2 separate regions of the Mus musculus genome follow, and region 1 is linked to region 2. A link is a loop called in an ENCODE intact Hi-C map of the cell type or tissue named here. Cell type or tissue: heart. All regions are shown on one strand. Links, peaks and the distances in the headings refer to the core of each region. The heading gives the core; the rest is flanking DNA. Region 1 holds the start of Olfr67 (olfactory receptor 67). Region 2 has its middle 3.6 kb from the start of Olfr633.

Region 1 (2,929 bases), core at 146-2,645, 150 kb before region 2:
TGAAGACATTTAACAGGAGAAAGAGTAAAAGCAAGGAGATTCTATGAGCCTAAACAACAAATCTGGATCATTTATTTATACCTCGTTTTAGACATCTCTTGGGCCCTAGACGTTTAGCCCAAGAGCATTGAGTTGTATCATAGAAGAAATGTCCAGTACTGGCTCCTCTCTTGAGAACTTTCCTCCTCCTCCTCCACAGTCTGAGAAACATTTCTTCTGGTTAGCATTTCCAGACAGTAAAATTGATACATATTCCAGTTTTTTTTTTTTTTTTTTTTTTTTTGCATGTCAGAGATTTGTACTAGCACAATCGTATCCTGTTCCCTGGAGGGATCTACTGTAACAGGTTCTAAATACCATTTAGGGAGGAAGTGCTGAATGAGTTTTTGAAGCCACTATAATGAGTTCCTTTTTTTAAAATCACATGTTCCTTCAAATCTTAAGTCTCTTTGTCTTTCCTTCTGTTCCCTAGGTTACATGACAGAATTATTCAGGATTAGAAGGGTCCAAAGATGCAAAAAGATGACATAGAAATCTCTTTTGACTTTTGAGTAACATTTTTTTATTATTTTAGCTTCTTATTATTTAGTTAATTAACAATTAATTAAGATATTAATTTTTGTTTTTGTAAAGTGTGTCTGTATGTGACTATATGTTGCATGGAGGTAAGAGGCATCAGGTTCCCCTGAACCAGGAGTTAAAGGTTATTATGAGCTTCTATTTTGTTTTGTTTTTCAATTTTTTATTAGATATTTTCTTCATTTACATTTCAAGTGCTATCCTGAAAGTTCCCTATACCCTCCCCCGACCCTGCTCCCCTACCCACCCACTCTCACTTCTTGGCCCTGGCTTTCCCCTGTACTGGGGCATATAAAGTTTTCAAGACCGAGGGGACTCTCTTTCCAATGATGGCCAAATAGGCCATCTTCTGCTACATATGCAGCTAGAGACAGGAGCTCTGGGGTACTGGTTAGTTCATATTGTTGTTCGACCTATAGGGTTATTATAAGGCTAATGTGGATGTTGGGAACTAAACCCCAGGCATCTCTTTAGCCCAATTACCTAGCTTTCTTATAAAGCCCAGGATTACCTGCTTAAAGATGGGTCCTCAGTGTGCAGGGCTCTCCTTCATCAGTTAACCATCAAGGCAATCTTCCAGAGCAATGCACACAGGCCAATCTCATCTAGTCCATTTCTCAATTGAGATTATCTTCTAGGATTACTCTAGGCAGCCTCAGGTTGTCAACTAAAGCTAACTGGGATAAACTGTATCACCACCTTTTTAAGGTCATTTCTCTAATGATCCTGTTGCATACCAGTAGGGGGCAGAAGTGTTCCGCTGATTTCCGCCCTCCTCCCCACCCCCCCACCCCCCTTATTCAAAGATGCATGAAACAAGCCTACTTCTAAAAGTGATCAGGTCAACTAGGGTTTTGGCAGCGCTGAAAATATAGATAAGAACCTCCTACAAACTATGTGGTAATACCAGACAGCACAGTTAACCACAAACTTAGGAACCTTGCTATCAATGCACATGAATAGTATGCCTACTCATTTTTTAATGCTCTCTTTTTTACTCATAGTTTCTCCATTAATTTATTCACTGCATATTTCATAACATATGCATAAAGAATATCCTAACCTTAACTTTTCTTAAATTCTAAATCTAAATCTAATTTTAAATTCTAAATCTTAAATTTTCTATTTAATATTATTTTCTAGTTTAATATTTTAATTATTATTTAATACTATATTTAAATTATTTCATATTTTATAATACATAGCAACATAATAAAGTATACATGAATAGTTCACCTATTTAATTGTGGCCTTCTAAGGTTTCTGAGTAGCTGCCACCAAAATTTCAACTATTTAATTGATATAAGACAAAAATAGTCACTTTCAAGTGAGTTTTGTTTTGTTGTTTAAAAAATCTCCCATTATTTATGGGACCACAAAAAAATAAAATCAATCATAAAGATGACTGTAAATCAATAAAGCAGAAAATAAAATGACAAAAACTCATCTTTTAAATGTATTTCTTATAATTTCTGGCAAATAATAATTGTGTGTTTTATGTAATACACTGTATCCATAAACTATAGAAAGAGATAATCCAGCCAATTAATTACCTACCATCTCACCAAGTTAACTTTCTTTCTTTCTTTCTTTCTTATTTATTTATTTATTTTGGTTTTTTTTTTAGAGATAGGATTTCTCTGTGTACTCCTGGCTGTCCTGGAACTTACTCTGTAGACCAGGCTGGCCTGGAACTCAGAAATATGCCTGCCTCTGCCTCCCAAGTACTGGGATTACAAGTTAACTTTCAAGTGATGATAAAGTCCTTTTTTTTTTTTTTTAAGAAAATAGATGGAAATAGAGCTCATCATGCTAAAAGATAAGTCATATTGGAAGACAAGTGTGATATGTTTTCTCTTATATGTGGAAAAAGGAAGAACATCAAAATGGAATATTACAGAATGGGGGGGGAGGGGCTATATGCCACCATCAAGCATAATGAAGCTCCCAGGCAAGCTCCAGCTCCATTTCTCTGTGGCCTACAACTAGAGTGTGAGGCATCTTCATCAAGAGACGTCAACATCTCGGAAATAGCCTGTACTGGTTGGGGACACTATTGCCTGTGCTCCACGTCTCCCTGACCAGTAACTGACAGGGAAGCAGCCCACACCAGCACTGGAATGAATAATCTACCTAATTTCATACCACAGATGATCTTTAATCCCACACATACTGTTAGATCCCTTCAATCACAAAAATTCACTCCAACTTAAAACATACAGATGGAACGATTCATAGCCAAAGAAAGAATGCAGCCTTTGTCTTCCTGGGCATGAGGTACCTTACGTAGTAAAAACAGTTTCTAGTACAATCCATTTTGCTGAGATTTTCAAAAATTCATTTTTCTTTT
Region 2 (2,929 bases), core at 228-2,727:
GGAGGGGAACAGTAAGTGGAATGTAAAGTGAGTGAGTAAAACAATAAAAAAAATCCATTACAATTAAATAAGGTAATGTAGCAGATATGAAAGCAGGTGTCTGGATTTTGCATTTGAAAGAGTTAAATGTCACAGTGAGGTAAAAGCTGACTTTACTTGCTAACTTTATATTTATTAAAATCATAATAAATGATTTTGGCCCAACTTTTTCTTGGTAGACTTTATTTATAGCATCTCAGTTTCCTGTATTTTGGCAAATGAGACAGTCTGCACTTTTTTCATTCAAGGTTCAGGTAGTGGGGAAAGCACAAAGAGGAACAGACAAAAGACAAACAATGTCAGACAAAGGCTCAATATAGATTACCTGTATGAAATATTGTTTTAAACCAGTCGTCATGTTAGACATTCTGGGTCAAGCTTTTTGTTTTAAGTAAAGATCTGATACTCATGTCATCTGTGTCCCATGACATATATATATATATATATATATATATATATATATATATATATATATATATATATATATATATATAAAGTAAATGTAGAACACACTGTTCCCTCACCTCAGAAGCTAACACCATAACTCAGAGGACCAGCAAACAAGCCAGCCACTAGTCTCCAACTTTTTTTATATTCAGTTATTACATTAGAATTTTTCTCAGATTTTTTAATCCTTTTTTTACAGTCCAGACTTCATCCTCCTCCCTGTGCACCCTGTGACTGTTCCCATACCTCTTCTGCCCACCCCTGTCTTCATGAGGACATCCCCAACACCTACCCCACCAAACCTCCCCAAACCTGGGACCTCCAGTCTCTTGAGGGTTAGATGCATCTTCTCTGACTGAGTCCAGACCCTGTAGTCCTCTGCTGTATATGTGTTAGGGGCCTCATATCAGCTGGTGTCTGTTGCCTGGTTGGTAGCTCAGTGTCTGAGAGGTCTCTGAGGTCCAGGTTATTTGAGACTGCTAGTCCTCCTACAGGGTCACCCTCCTCCAGTTTCTTCCAGCTTTTCCTTAATTCAACCACAGGGGTCAGCAGCTTCTGTCCATTGGTTGGGTGTGAATATCTGCATCTGACTCTTTAAGCTGCTTGTTGGGTCTTTTGGAGGATAGTCAAGATAGAGCAGCAGAAAGACAGGGCATCAAGTGGAGGGATGGGGTTGCCATACCACAGTCAAAAACTTTGACCCAGATATGTTCCTGTCTGAAAGAACTACAGGGACAAAATGGAGAAGAGCCTGAGGAAAAGGAGGTCCAGCAACAGGCCCAAATTGAGATCCAGCTCAAGGGGAAGCCCCAAGGCCTGACACTATTACTGATGCTATGATGTGCTCACAAAAAGGATCTATCTTGATTGTCCTCCAACTTTTACTGTAGCTGTAAACATCTGGCAAGTCAGCTCCAACAGGCAACCCTCTGCTGCCCTCTCCTGGTCACATCTGTGACAACAGTCTTCAAAGAATAAATCTTGGCCCTTCCCTGTCCACCCATGGTGAATTACTTAGTCTCCTCTCATCGCATTTGTCTTTCTATTGTGGGAGAAATGACAGCTGAGTCTGGGTGGTTTCAGCATTCAGTCAACCTTCAAATATTATAGTTTACGAATGAGTCCCTTTTCCTACTTCTTCCTGCTTCAGATTTTGCTCACCGGTGTCTCTCATTTGTTTTGTTGGTTTTTTTTTTTTCTGCCCATTCTGTACATTTGCCTATTACCTAAATTAGACCTAAACTCTTGGGTTCGTCTTATCTCTTTAATTTATAATCCAGATGTGAATCAAAAAGAGCAGCTGTTTATTTATCTAGTCAATTATCTGTTCTCCTGATGTGTTCATATTTTTTTAATCTACTACCTACTTGTTAATGGCCCAGAACTGCCTGTTATTTGAGAGATTATGCAATTGAGTGTCTAAGACTCCACAGTAATTCTGTCCTTCAAAACTATAAGTACTGTGTTATCTCAATTTTATGGAGTCATTAACCTCTCAGAGATTTTTAAAACCATTTTAATATTTATCAGTGTTTTGAGTAGGTTGCAGTTGGTGTGACCAACCCAGAAGAAAGCTTGATGATATAGTTCCTAACAAGGATTCCATACCCTTGGAAGTGTGGACAACAAGAGGAATAGCAAAGAAAAATTTGAAACCAAGAGTAAAGCAATGGAGAGCATGAATCATTAAATATGTCAAGCCTGTAGGTTCTTGTGTGCCCTTGGCATGTCCTTAAGTTCTTTTACCTAGGCCCTAGGTAAAAGAGCTTAGGTCTGCATGTAAGCTACAAGTCCAAATAGCTTTATAAATCATACTTAGCTGGTTTGGCAAAAGGTAACATGTTTGTGCCCACAGGTACTCTGTCTAGTGAATTTAAGATTTTTATTAAAAAAAATTAAAACAGGGATAAACATTAGAATATTTAGCAAAATCTATAAATGTTAACATTTAAATATTATTATTCATACTATGTGTTCTTAAATATTTTGAATTATATAGATATATGCACATGTAAAGAAATATAGTGCACGCATGCATATATAAAATCATGAACATATTCAATTGATACATTTAAATATGTGATAAAATGTGGTGTACATGATCATAAATTTATGTAAACTTCCAACTAAAATTTTACATAAATATTACTGTTATGTATACAGAGCATTTGTGCTCATGAATACACATTTTAACTTATGTTTACATAAACTTACACACTTGCATGTGCTTGTAAAAGCACACACACACACACACACATCTTGTTCTTGTTTTCTCATACTTTGAACCCTACACAATACCCCTGAGACCCTCTCCTCTTGGCCTAATTATTCCTGTAGGCATAGAGGTAGGACAATCTTCAAAGGCTGGTTGGCCTATATCACTAGGGAGATTGACCAACAAGATGAGGTGGAAAGAGAGGTATGGTTCTTTTGACATGATATA

Evidence for each region. A loop is a pair of places that touch in the nucleus more often than their neighbours do. Peaks named below come from ENCODE experiments on the same cell type or tissue, not always from the same donor. Only the 100,000 strongest peaks of a DNase experiment are listed, where the experiment ranks them.
Region 1: a loop joins it to region 2, with 9 times the contacts of the local background. A loop is called at or near these places in 7 of 42 quality-filtered maps.

What each region holds. Positions count from the first base shown.
Region 1 is chr7:103,791,779-103,794,707 of GRCm38, forward strand. Olfr67 (olfactory receptor 67) reads right to left here and starts at 52. Exons shown (of 2, transcript NM_013619.3): 1 at 1-52. RefSeq lists a silencer at 1,199-2,125. In heart, for the core only: a CTCF peak has its summit at 1,297 (motif pointing right); no DNase peak of the experiment used is centred there.
Region 2 is chr7:103,941,523-103,944,451 of GRCm38, forward strand. No RefSeq gene overlaps it. Among named protein-coding and RNA genes, the nearest start is that of Olfr633, 3.6 kb to the right of the region's middle. In heart, for the core only: a CTCF peak has its summit at 1,417 (motif pointing left); no DNase peak of the experiment used is centred there.